2 separate regions of the Mus musculus genome follow, and region 1 is linked to region 2. A link is a loop called in an ENCODE intact Hi-C map of the cell type or tissue named here. Cell type or tissue: left cerebral cortex. All regions are shown on one strand. Each heading gives the region's core, and the rest is flanking DNA. Links, peaks and the distances in the headings are about the cores only.

Region 1 (10,478 bases), core at 4,352-6,851, 120 kb before region 2:
AGTGGCGCCAGCTCTGGTTTCTGGCTGGGTGGGGGAGGGGATTCGTTGCCCTCCTGGGACAGGGAGGCAATAGGCATGGCCCCTCGAGAGTGTCCCTGTGAGGATGGGTCCTCCCTGGGGCCGAGCGCTAGATTGGGTGTGAGAGTGCACGAAGTGGAACATTATGTGCAGGAGGTCAGAGCAGGAGTAGAAGCCAAGTGAGGCTTAACCCTGCCCGGTAGCCTCGATCGCAGGGACACGCAGTCCAGAGACTCAGGTCGATGACTCTTCTGCCTTCGATACCATCCTGTTTCCTTTTCAGAAAAGGGAAGAGGATATCAGAGAGGGAGTGAGGGAGGACCTACCATTTCTGAAGGCTCTCTTCTTACATCTTCAGACTTTATATCCAACCATACAGTATTATTTCATTACATGTATTCAGTGCTTGTGTGTACCATATCCTGAGTCGAGATCTGAGATTCTCCTTTTTAATAATATGTTTATTTTACATACATTTTACTTGGGATGTGTATCTGTGTAAGGGTTGTCAGATGCTCTGGAACTAAAATTACAAGACAGTTGTGAGCTGCCATGTGGGAGCTGGGAATTGAAGCCAGGTCCGCTGGAAGAACAGTTGGTGTTCTTTTTTTTTTTTTTTTTGTATTTTTCCCTGAGACGGGGTGTCTCTGTATAGCCCTGGCTGTCCACCTGCCTCTGCCTCCCAAGCGCTGGGATTAAAGGTGTGCACCACCACTGCCCGTCCAGTCGGTGCTCTTAACTGCTGAGCCAACTCTGTCTAGCCTAGAGGTTCTCTCCCTCTATCATGAAGGTTCTAGGGAACTCAAGGCCTCCGGCTTGGCAGCAAGCACCTTTATCTGTTGAGCCATCTCACCTGACCTTTCGAATGATTCAATCTTCATAATTCCATGGAAATGTAATTTCTACCAGTTCTTGACATAAGAAACCTGAGGCTCAGTGATGTTAAATAATTTTCCCAGGTTACACAGCTGCTAAGTGGAAACTGCACAGAGAGAGAGAGAGAGAGAGAGAGAGAGAGAGAGAGAGAGAGAGAGAGACACTCCTGGTTCCCCAGAGGTGGGCAGTGACATTAAGGGCTTGGAGACTTCCAAGGGGTGAGTAGTTTGGGGAGGCTTCCTGGCTGAGGTGGGTCCGTTGGCATCATTAAAAAAGAAATAAGGTTCGTGGGAAGGGAGAGACTTGGGAGTGTTTCTGGAGGTTGTGTGGGAAGTAACTAGGGAGGCTTGCGAGTTAGGCATTCTGGAGAGCAATGGGTACGTGTGGCCACCAGGTGGCGCCGCAGGACTCCTTTGCCTCCCATTGGTCTGGAGGGCCAGGGCTCAAGTCTGACTCCTTGTGGACCCGGTGCTCCATGCTCAGCCCTGCACAGTTCAGGCACCCAGCCGGCCCTCCGGTTTTTGGCATGGCATCTAACACGTGGAAGACAGGAAATCTTGATACCAGTCTATTCCAGATTCAGAATGGAAACCCAAAATAGAGCCCCCCTCCCCAAACAGCATACTCTGCCTTCCTGTCCTGTGCCTTCCTGAGTCCCTTAGAGATACTGTTTAGGGAAATTGTTAAGGATACAAGCATTGTGTGCAGCTGGCTGTGTCTGCATGGAAATAATAATTACCTAATAAAGATGTAAAAGTTTTCATCCGGTGACCATTGATTGAAGATTTGTTGTGCACATTGCTCTAGGCACTGGGGGGGGGTGGGGGGAGCCAGTGTTCTATTGGGGTAGGGAGTATAAATAAGTCGGTGGTGTCCTTGAGGCTAGTGACAGTCACTATGAAGACAATAAAGCGGGGAATGGGGATGGAGGCAGGAGGAGTTGGGATTGTTTTATTTTGGGAGGGGTGGGGGGCTCCCTATTTTAGGGACAGCCTCTTACTGTGTAGTCCTGGCTGGCCTGGAACTCACTATGTAGACCAAACAGGCTGGCCTCCAGCTCAGATCTGACTGCTGGGGTTAGAGACTATGCCACCACTCCAGCTCTTGTTTTATTTTGAGAGGTTCTCTTGTAGCCCCATTCTTGGCCTTGAACTTGCTATATTGCTAAAGAGGACATCAAAATCCTGGTCTTCCAGTTCTGGCCTCCCAAATGTTGAGATTGCTAGCGTGTCTCACCACACCTGCCTGAGAAAGGGTGGTGTCTGGGTACCAGGAAAGCAGCAGCAGCAGCAGCAGCAGCAGCAGCAGCAGGGTAGTTGTCTCTAGCTGCTGGAGTACCATTACCTTGTTTTATCTTTTTGTTCTTTCCTTCCCAACATCCTCCTTTCTGTGTCTGAAATCCTTGACCCTTCTTCCAGCAGACATATGGAGTAACAGGCGCTAGCTCAGGACTCAAGAACCCTGGCTTTTTAATTGTGGCTCTGACTCCAAAAAGATTCACCATCCCAGCTTCCCTTACTTCCGGTAAATGACATCACCACTCACCTGGTTGCTCAAGCCTGAAAACGGGGCCATCTGGGATTTCTGCCCTTCCTGTAACTTGCACCCAGTGCTTCAACAAAGCCTCTCAATTAAACCTCACAATACTCCCTGCCTGGCTGGAGGGCTGGCTCTGGTTAGGAGGACGGGCTGCTCTTCCAGAAGAGCTGGGTTCAGTTCCCAGCACCCAGGTGCTGGCTCAGAGGATCCAGTGCCCTCTTCTGGTCTCTGTGGGCATCAGGCACACGTGTGTCACACAGGCATACATCCAGGCAAAAATAAATAATTTTAAATTGAAAAAAATTCTGCCAGGCCTGGTAGGGTAACCTGTGATCCCAGCATTTGACAAGGGGAGGCAGGAGGATCGGGAGTGTCATGGTAGTTACATCTATATACCAAACTTGAAAACAGTTTGGACTACATGAGACCCTGTCAAAAATATCTTTTAAAAACCCTAAGATGCTGCTCGAATGTTCTCTGTGGCCTTTTATGTATCCGGCTCCCTGTCATGTGGTTAGAATGTCCTTTGTGGCCTGGTCCCTGTCCACGTGTCCAGCTGGACCACCTGGTCCTCTCCTCCTTGCCACCATTTCCTTGGATAATGCTTGTTCATTTAGCAGGATGGAACTTGCCCTGGATGACAGCTCCTGGAAACCTCCCCTGTCCCTTTTGGATGTCCCTTACCATTTTGCCACTCTGTACAGTAACTGCTTCCATTTGTGACCCCAGTGTTCTTAAAAACTCCTTAAGGATTGGGTGTCGTGCTCTGCCTTCCCAGCATCTGGTAGTGAGACACTTGCTGACCAGCAGCTGGACGCATTCATCCTTCCTTGCACATCCCGTCACATACCAACTTCTGGCTGTCCAGGGGCTGCTTCCCACCACACCTTCCCCCACTCAGCCCTCAGCCCCGAGAGGGGGCTGTCTGCATGTAGCATCACTAGGCTCCTCTGCTCTCCAGCACCCAGTCTGGAGCTCCGAGACTATACGAATGCCGTTCACCGTTCATGGTGCTCCTCTGGCTAATGACTCAAAAGAGAACTCAGCACACCCTTTCCCTTAGCCCTGACAGGTGCTTAAACAAACTGCCTGGCTGGCTTTCCCTTACAGACCTCTACTCTGGAATGAATATAGGCACTCTGGCACCTCTCCATGGCACAGTAGTGTAAAAGCTGTCATGGGACATCACCCGGGTGACTCTAAAGTCTGGCACACAGCAGGTGCTAACACATGTGTTGAGTCAAGGAATAGAAGAAGTATAAAAGGTCGTGTGATCCTGAACAAGTATCTATCCTTTGGCTGTGTGTGTGTGTGTGTGTGTGTGAGAGAGAGAGAGAGAACTCTCGTCCACATACGCACAACATGAGAGCCAGAAGAAGACATCCAGTGTCCTGCTGTCCTGCTCCATGACCACCTTATTTCCTTGAGACGGGTTCTTCCTGGCCCTGAGCTAGGCTGGCAGCCAGCACGCGCCAGTGATCTTCCTGTTTCTGCTCACACGGCACTGAAGTTAAGGGCATGCGTGCTTTTGACGTGTGCTGGAACCCTGAACTCAGGTCCTCAAGTTGGAGCAGCAAGCACTCTTTGTTTTGGAGATGGCCTCACTGCATAGCTGTGGCTGGCCAGGAGCCCTGGACCTTCGTTTTCTCTTCTGTGAAACGAAGACAAGAGGAATGTGAGACAGCCCCTGGTGTTCTGAAGTGTGGTATTCGGACAAGTGTTTAGCAACCAGGAAGGAAAGGAGCCCTGCTTTTGTAGCAATTGCCAGTTCCCAAGATAAATCCTCTCCCCATGACTGACTACAGAGTGAGCAATGGGCTGTCACTAGCACGCACAAGCTATGAATCTCAAACTCAGCACCCCGAGTGATGTGGCTCCAGCTGGAGACCGACTCTGGATAATTTCTAGGTCCTGCATTCTGTTCTGGTCCCTGAGCTGCAGTTTCCCCGGAAGCCCGAGGGTTACATGTCAGGTTGCTTCCTGCACACAATTCCAGAAGTTGGCCCAAGTCAAACCGCTTGGACGCTCATCCAGGTAGTTGACTGTACATATCTCTGGCAGCATTCACAGACTACTTAAAACCTGTTGGTTGGCTCAAGTCCTGGTGTTCAAAGCTAGGCATGCAGGTATTGAGTAACAACTTGGGATTCTGTAGTTCTGTTACCTACCTGCCTACCCTGGTAAGTACGTTTGACTCCTTTGACCTCTGACCCTGCGATGTTAGTCACCCTTCCCTCAGAATGCCTCATTCAATTCCTAAGGTTTCTTCCTCACCTACCCTTCCTTGGTCCACACAGCCCACTGTTTTTTTCCTTCTTCCTCTCTGCCTGGCTGTTCAAGTGGAGGCTTATAGGTGTCGGATACTGTTCATTACAGATGAACCCTTCCCTGATCTCCGAGCCTGAGTTCCGTGTCTCTGGAATAAAGATAATAGCAGTTACTATGGGGGATTTTTGTGGCCACTGAGAAGCAACATGGAAAGTACTGATGATATTGAATGCCCAGAAAGTGTTTAATAAGTGAGCCATGGTGGCACACGCCTTTGACCTTAGCACTCAGGAGGCAGAGGCAGGCAGATCTCTGTGAGTTCCAGGGTAATCTAATCTGGTCTACATGGTGAGTTCCAGGACAGATAAGGCTATAGCAAGACTTTGACTCAAAAAATAAAATAAAATAAAGTGCCTAATAAATGTTGGTATTTGTTTTGTTTTTTTGTTGAGACTGGATCTTATTCTGTAGCCCAGGCTGGCGTCAAACTCACAGGGAACCTTCTGCTGCAGCTTTCTAAACGCTGGCACTACAGGCATGAGCTGCCAGAGAGAGAGAGAGAGAGAGGTGGAGACCCTCAATGGGCAAGGGACTGGGTCTCTGTCCTCCCTTCTCTCATCCCCTTAGGAAGAGATCCCCACTTCTTCAAGGAGAATGCTCACTGTTCTGTGAATGAATGGACTAGTGAACCAACTGGGGGTGACTCCCTGAGACCGGCTAAGAAGGTGGCACTTCTCTAGCCCTGCCAGCAGATGGCGCCAGCTTCTCAGTCTTTCCCCAGCCAACTCCTTTAGGCTGTTTCCCACACTGCAGGTTCTCGGCTTGCTCTGGGAAGATGGAGTCCTGAGAGCAGCAATGAGGTGCCCAAGAGACTGGGTGGTGCTAGAGAAAGATGTCATCGTGGGGAGTAAAGGGCACAGACCTTGAGAGCCCCAAAGGGAATCGTTAGCTCTCTTGGGGATATGAAATGAGAGACGACACTTTAAGTCAATCTGTGAGTCAAAAGCTGAGATCTAGGAAACAGACACTTTGTGGGACATGATGTGGTGAAATCAGTCATCGAAAGAGGAAAGGGGAGGCCCCGTTTCCATGGCAGCAGTATTGTTTGTGGTAAGTGGGGGACTCCTGGGTCTCTAGTGCCCATGCACAGTGACTCACCACAGGAAAGGAAGGCTGTGGAGGGACCTGGTGCTGGGGACCGGATACCCTGTGGCTCCTGCATCCTTCCCTACCCTGGTCCCAGGCTTGTTACTAGGAAAGGAACTGAAGGTTGGAGGAACTGAGGCAGGGCAGAGGCCTAGCGCTCTGCACTCCACGCCCATGGTTGGTTCACCACCTTTAAGAATTACTGTCTCCAGTCAGGCATGCCGATGAATATTTTTGATTCCAGCACTCAGGAGACAGAGGCAGGTGGATCTCTTGAGTTTGAGGTCAGTCTGGTCTACAGAGCAAGTTCAAGGACAGCCAGGGCTGTCTTTAAAAACCTAATTAATTAGCTAATTAATTAAAAATAGAATTACAGTCTCACTGGACAGGAGAGAAACTATCACGCTGGCCATACTGCACAGTGGGGGCATGAATGGTAAAGATTAGAGTCCAGGACATTGTTCCAAAGAAAGCAGACAAGGATGGACAGGCTTGGCTGTTGAGAGGATGGCCAAGAGCTGGACGGGCACAGGGAGGGGACGCCACAGCTCGCAGCCCCACTGGCAGGGTCCCTTTGGGGAACCCCATTTGGCAGACCTGCAAAATAAGAGAACCAGACTGGAAATTGTTATTTAAAGAAAAATTAGGAGCTTGGTGGCGGTGGCGAACACCTTTGATCCCAGCACTTAGGAGGCAGAGGGATCTTTGTGAGTTCCAAGCCAGCCTGGTCTACAGAGTGAGTTCCAGGACAGCCAGAGCCACACAGAGAAACCCTGTCTTGAAAAACAATCAAACTGTAGTTCAATTCCCAGCAGCCACATGGCAGCTCACAACTGTTTGTAACTCTAGATCCAGAGGATCTGATATTGTCACATAGACACGCAGACAGAACTCCAATGCACATAAAAACAAAGCTTAAAGAAGAACAAATAAAATCAAGAGGGTTCAGAGGTGGCCAGGCAAATGTGGTGCATACAGATAAATGCAGGCAAAACATACATACGAAGTCAATAAAGTTTCTTTAAGGAGATGTACTGAACAAACTATCTCTAACATCAGATTGAAATAAGTAAATGAAGGGGCTGGAGGGATGCTTAGCGGCTAAGAGCACTAAAGCTCTTCCAAAAGACCCAGGTTCAATGCCCAGTACCCACAAGATTTGATGGCTTAGAACGTTCACACAGGTAGCATAGGCATATGCAGGCAAGACAGCAATCCACATTAAAACAAAACAAAAGGGGGCAGCAAGGCGGCTTAGAGGGTAAAGGCACTTGCCAGGAATGGAGGCCTGAGTCCCAACCCTAAAGCCACATAGAGCTGGAAGGAGAAAATCAATCCCATAGAGTTGTTCTCTGGCCTACACATGAGAATGATCTTGATGGAGGCAAACTTCTTGGTCTGATATAGGCTAGAAACTGCTGTAAACCATCCCAAGACAGCAAACCTCAATCAATTCTGCTCCATCCAAAATCCCCTGTGAATGGTAGGGAGAGGGGGCATCCTATCTGCAGGCTCACCAACCTCCCAGCACTCAACAGGACCTGGGGGTTCTCAGGCTCCCCGAGTGGTTATCAGAATAGTTTCATTCTTGTTCAGCAGTAGAGGCCTCATTGTTTCAGAACAAATGGGGTATCCCCATCCTACCCCAGATCTTGAAGGAGAGAAGGTGAGCCTCTCTGTCTCTCTTCCCCTGCAGGAGAACTGGTAACCGTAGGTACACACATATCAGCTGGGAGACAGTGTGGCATTAGCTCCTGGATTTGTTCTGTGGCTTGGAGGGACACATACCTCAGTGCATGTGTGGAGGTCGGGGCACAATCTGTTGGAGTCAGTTCTCTCCTTCCACCATGTGGGTCTCAGGGGGTTCCAGGGGTCAGACTCAGGCCATAAGGTTTGGCATCCTGTGCCTTAATCTGCTGAGCTTTCTGTCTGTCTCCCGTGTGTGTGTGTGTCTTGGTTCTTGGTTAGGGTTTTACTGCTGTGAACAGACACCATGACCAAGGCAAGTCTTATAAAGGACAACATTTAATTGCGGCTGGCTTTCAGGTTCAGAGGTCCAGTCCATTATCATCAAGGTGGCAGTATGGCAGCAACTAGGCAGGCATGGTGCAGGAGGAGCTGAGAGTTCTACACTTTCATCTGAAGGCTGACTTCCATGCAGCTAGGGTGAGGGTCTTATAGTCCACACCCACAGTGACACACCTACTCCAAGGACACATCCCCTAATGGTGCCACTCCCAGGGCCAAGCACATACAAACCATCACAGTGTGTGTGTGTGTGTGTGTGTGTGTGTGTGTGTGTGTGTGTGTGTGCCTGTCTGTCTGTCTGCCTGTGTGTGAACCTTCCCGTGGTCCTCTTGCCTCAGGCTCCTGAGTGCTGGGATTACAAGCATGAACCTGGTTTAAATCTTTGTTTCACTTTATCATTATTGTGTGTTAGTACATGATAGGGGCATGCTCCAGTGCAGGTGTGGATGCCAGAAGGTAGCTCTGTGCAGTTGCTGTTCTTCCCCCATATGGGTTCTGGTTGGATCTCAGGTCACCAATCCTACCTGGCCCCTTGTTTAGGGGCTCACTCTATAGCCTTGGATGGTCTATTAGGTAGACTAGGCTGGTCTCAAACTTACAGCAATCCCTTTGCTTCTACCTCTGAAATGGTTTTGATATTAGTTGTTTTTTAAAAATTATCTATCTATCTATCTATCTATCTATCTATCTATCTATCTATCTATCTATTTATTTATTATATGTAAGTACACTGTAGCTGTCTTCAGACACTCCAGAAGAGGGCATCAGATTTCTTTATGGATGGTTGTGAGCCACCATGTGGCTGCTGGGATTTGAACTCCGGACCTTTGGAAGAGCAGTTGGCGCTCTTAACCGCTGAGCCATCTCTCCAGCCCCATTACTTGGTTTTTTGTTTGTTTATTTAATGGCAACTGGGGCCTATAAAGACAGAACAAAAATGCCAAGGTCATAGAAAGTTAGTGGGAAATGAACTAGATTCTTTTTTTTTTTTTGGTTTTTCAAGACAGGGTTTCTCTGTGTAGCCCTGGCTGTCCCGGAACTCACTCTGTAGACCAGGCTGGCCTCAAACTCAGAAATCCAACTGCCTCTGCCTCCCAAGTGCTAGGATTAAAGGTGTGCACCACCACTGCCCGCTATGAACTAGATTCTTGATGGGAGCAAGTACTTGAAAGCTGGAGGGCTGTCATGGAGGGCAGGTCTCCCCTAGTGAGCCAGAAGACTCCTTTCATGAGTACAAAGGTGAACCAAGTATCCTTTTAGAGTCCAAAGGTATATGAACTTCACCGAGCTCTATGTAGTCAGTCCTCCCTGGAGATGGCTGGGAAGTGGGTGGCAGGTTCCTGCAGACCTCAGGGGTGCCCCGAGGCTGCGGAAGTGAGCACTAATTAATACTGGCTTCCCTAATTGGGCCTAATGGACTTCTTGTGATGGGCAATTAGGAGGCTACATCAATTAGCAGTGAGAGGTGACAATCAGCCCTCCTCCCCTGGATAGGGCCCTTTAGGAAGACATAGAGGTAAGAAGAAGCCTGCCCCCAGGAGAGGTGGTCCCACTGCCTGTCCTACCGACGATGCCCTGGAGCTGGAGCCAAGGGCCTTCCCCTGGACTGGCCACTCTCTGATTTCACTCACTCACATTCACTCTGACTTGACTGCTCAGGCTCAGACTGCTCAGGAGCCCAGGCTCTGGTCCGGTTCCACCTCGGTCTCTTGAGTTTGATAGCTGTGGGGTGAAGGTTGAGCGTGAGATTCGAAGCCCAGGCTCTTGATTGGTTGTGTGATACTAAGCCTACTGTGGTTCCTTTTCTCACCTGAGCTATGGAGGTGATGATGTCCCTTCTGAGTAGGGGTCTAAGTGAATGCACATCATTTGCAACAGGGTCTCACACAGGGAAAGTTCTGGAGCTGGGCTGTTAACAATTTCCCACTCCACCTTTTCATCTTAGAGTGACAGGTAACTTGAGTGTTGTGTACCAGGCTGGCAAGATGGCTCAGTGGGTAAGAGGACTGACTGCTCAAAACCACCTGTAATGAGATCTGACACCCACTTCTGGCGTGTCTGAAGACAGCAAAAGTGTACATATTTGTAATAATAAAATCTTTGGGCCAGGATGAGCAGGGCCGACTAGAGCAAGCAGAGGTTCTAAATTCAATTCCCAATAACCACATGAAGGCTCACAACCATCTGTACAGCGACAGCATACTCATATACATAAAATAAATAAATCTTTTTTTTTCTTTTGTTTTTTTTTTTTTTTTTTTTTTTTTTTTGAGACAGGGTTTCTCTGTGTAGCCCTGGCTGTCCTGGAACTCACTCTGTAGACCAGGCTGGCCTGGAACTCAGAAATCTGCCTGCCTCTGACTCCCAAGTGCTGGGATTAAAGGTGTGCATCACCATGTCCGGCATAAATCTTTTTTAAAAACAAACAAACAAACAAACAAAAAACAGGAATGTTGTGTAAAGTCCTCCAGCCTCACCTTAATTACTGAACCAAAATATACAAGCCCTTGACCATTGGAGGGCTTGTATGTGTGTATGTGTGTGCATGCATGTGTGTGTGCATGCATGCATGCATGCATGTGCAGTGAGGGATGGAGCCTCCA
Region 2 (2,500 bases), core at 1-2,500:
TCCCAAGTCCGTCCTTTTGAGTCAACCTGTGCAGGTCTTAGTCTCTGCTTCAATCCCTTTGGCCCTTCTATAGTTCAGATTCTTGGGTTCTCCCTTCTCTGAATGGTGGAGTGTACATTCTAGCTGGCTTCATCACATCCCAGCTGAGCGGCCTTGGACAAGCTTCTGTCTACCAGTTCTTGGTCATCTGAGTATTGGGGATGATGGTAATGGATGGTCATCACAAGGATCCTGTGAGGACTTGATAAGCTAACTCACCTAGAATGCTTAGGACAGGGCCAGGTACCAGTCAGTCTTCCAACCGTTCCCATGACAACTGCATCTTTGCCCATGTACACAATACATAGCCCTTGAGCAGCCACCTCCTTAATATTCCAAGCTTATTTCCCTGAAGTCTGGTCTATATCTCCCTATGTGTGTATGGAGGTCGGAGGATAACTTTCACAACCATTTCTCTGTCATTTCTTTCTACCTTGTGAATCACAGGGGTCAAACTCAGGTCACCGGGCTTGGCAGAAATTACCTTTACCCATTCAGCCTTTAGAAACATGATCACTCCCTAGCTGAGACTTGACCATTAGATTAGGCTAGCAGGCCATCAGTTCCCAAGGATCCCCCCAGCTCTGCCTCCTGAGCCCTGGGACTTTACATGGGTGCTGGGTACCAAGCTCAGTCCTTATGTTCAGGTGGCAAATGCTATACTGACTGAGCCGCCTCCCCAGCTTCCGCCTCCTCCCTCAGTTGGAGTCGTGCTTTGGATTTGTGTCAACGAGGTTGGCCTGCTATGGTGTCATGCTGCTAGAGCTCGCTAAGTTGTTTGTGTTTGGTGGGTTAGTGTTTGTCTTGTGTCGCTCAGGCTGGCCCTGAACTTCTAATCTTCCACTTTCTCCATGCTGGGATTATTTCAGTCTTCAACATATGTGCCACTGTGCCTGGATTTATTTAGTTCTGAGGACTGAACCCATGGCTTGGTGCATTCTAGGCCATTACTCTGCATCTTCAGCTGGAGAATCCCTTCTAAGGGACCAGGGCAGCTGTAACTGCACGTGTCATTGGACAGCCTGAGTGTTTTGTATCCAGCTTGAGCTATTGCTTTCAGATCCTTGCTACTTTTGTCAGTCACTGCTGCCCTCTAGTGAGCAAACTGTGGAACTGGTGACTTATGAAGCCTGCTGTGCACGGTAGCATAAAGCAAGCCTGGCTTTATGTACTAAAAGTTTGGGGGTTTTGAGACCCATCTCTCATTTGGCCCCTGCTGGCCTAGAACTCGCTGTGTTTCCCCTGCCTCTGCATCCTGATACCGGACTGCAGGAGTGCACCACCACACACTGCTTTTGCTCCCTTAGCCCTGTGTATCTTGTGACACTGCCCAAGAGTGTTACATGTTTGTTGTCCGGGCCATTTCTACCATTCTAGGTGTATGTGTAAAACAATAGGCTGTAACTGGGCATCTACATAGGAAACTCCAGGACAGCCAAGCTCACATAGACCTTGTCTCAAAACAACAACAAAAAACCCAAAAACATGCAAACAAAAACCAGGTTGACAGATGACTAGTTTTCTCTGTTCTCTACAGTGGGTGTGTGATACCAAGTCCAGATCTGCTGCCACCCACTCCACCCCACTCAACCCTCCCCTTTTTATATCACCCAGGCTAGCCTGGAGCTAAATATGTGGACCAGACTGGCCTTGAATTGTAGAGGCTTCTTCTGCCTTTTGAAGTGCTGTGGCATCTGCCACCATGCCCAGCTCTGTAGCCCTGGCTTTTACATGGGCACTGGGTATCAGTCTTATGTGCACATGGCAGGCATGTTACTGGCTGAGCCATCTCCCCAGCCTCTGAAGTTAAATGTCTGTAAAGTGAAACTTTAGCTCCTTCACAGCAAGTCCTTTTGTTTTCACTTTCCCGGTTGCTGCATGCATGAGCTCCACCTCTGACTTCCAGTCTCGTCCTTACCCTGGGTGTTCTGTGCAGGGAATGAAACGCTGCTTCAGTGAGTTCAGATGACACATGCAGACTGAGAAAATATGCTGGGTTAAAATCAGCCACACTGTGCTCACCTCAGTAATTAATTAACTCTCCCTCCTTCCCTCCCTCCCCTAAGGAATTATTTATTTTATGTGTATGAGTACACTGTAGCTGTCTTCAGACACACCAGAAGAGGGCATCACATCCCATTACAGATGGCTGTGAGCCACCATGTGGTTGCTGGGACTTGAACTCAGGGCCTCTGGAACAGTAGTCCATGCTCTTAACCACCGAGCCATCTCTCCAGCTCTGGCCTCAGGAATTTCCATGTGTTTATTTTTTTGAGACGGGTCTCACTGTGTAGCCCTGGCTGGACTCGAATTAAAGATCGCCCCACCTATGCTGGGATTAAAGGCATGCATACCACAAACAGCCTTTTACTTATTTGTTTTTTAATTCTGTTTTGTTTTTTTTTGAAACAGTGTGTTCCTATGTAATGCAGACTGGCTTCACATTTGTTTTATAGCTGAA

Evidence for each region. Hi-C counts contacts between places; a loop is a spot of excess contacts. Peaks named below come from ENCODE experiments on the same cell type or tissue, not always from the same donor. Only the 100,000 strongest peaks of a DNase experiment are listed, where the experiment ranks them.
Region 1: a loop joins it to region 2, with 4 times the contacts of the local background. A loop is called at or near these places in 31 of 42 quality-filtered maps.

The regions. Positions count from the first base shown.
Region 1 is chr3:88,517,244-88,527,721 of GRCm38, reverse strand. No RefSeq gene overlaps it. Among named protein-coding and RNA genes, the nearest start is that of Gm38618, 9.4 kb to the left of the region's middle. In left cerebral cortex, for the core only: a CTCF peak has its summit at 5,457 (motif pointing right); a DNase peak (open chromatin) is centred at 5,455.
Region 2 is chr3:88,405,850-88,408,349 of GRCm38, reverse strand. The region is part of intron 1 of Pmf1 (polyamine-modulated factor 1); the gene reads left to right. Among named protein-coding and RNA genes, the nearest start is that of Pmf1, 3.3 kb to the left of the region's middle. In left cerebral cortex, for the core only: a CTCF peak has its summit at 1,133 (motif pointing left); a DNase peak (open chromatin) is centred at 1,101; H3K27ac peaks cover 170 bases.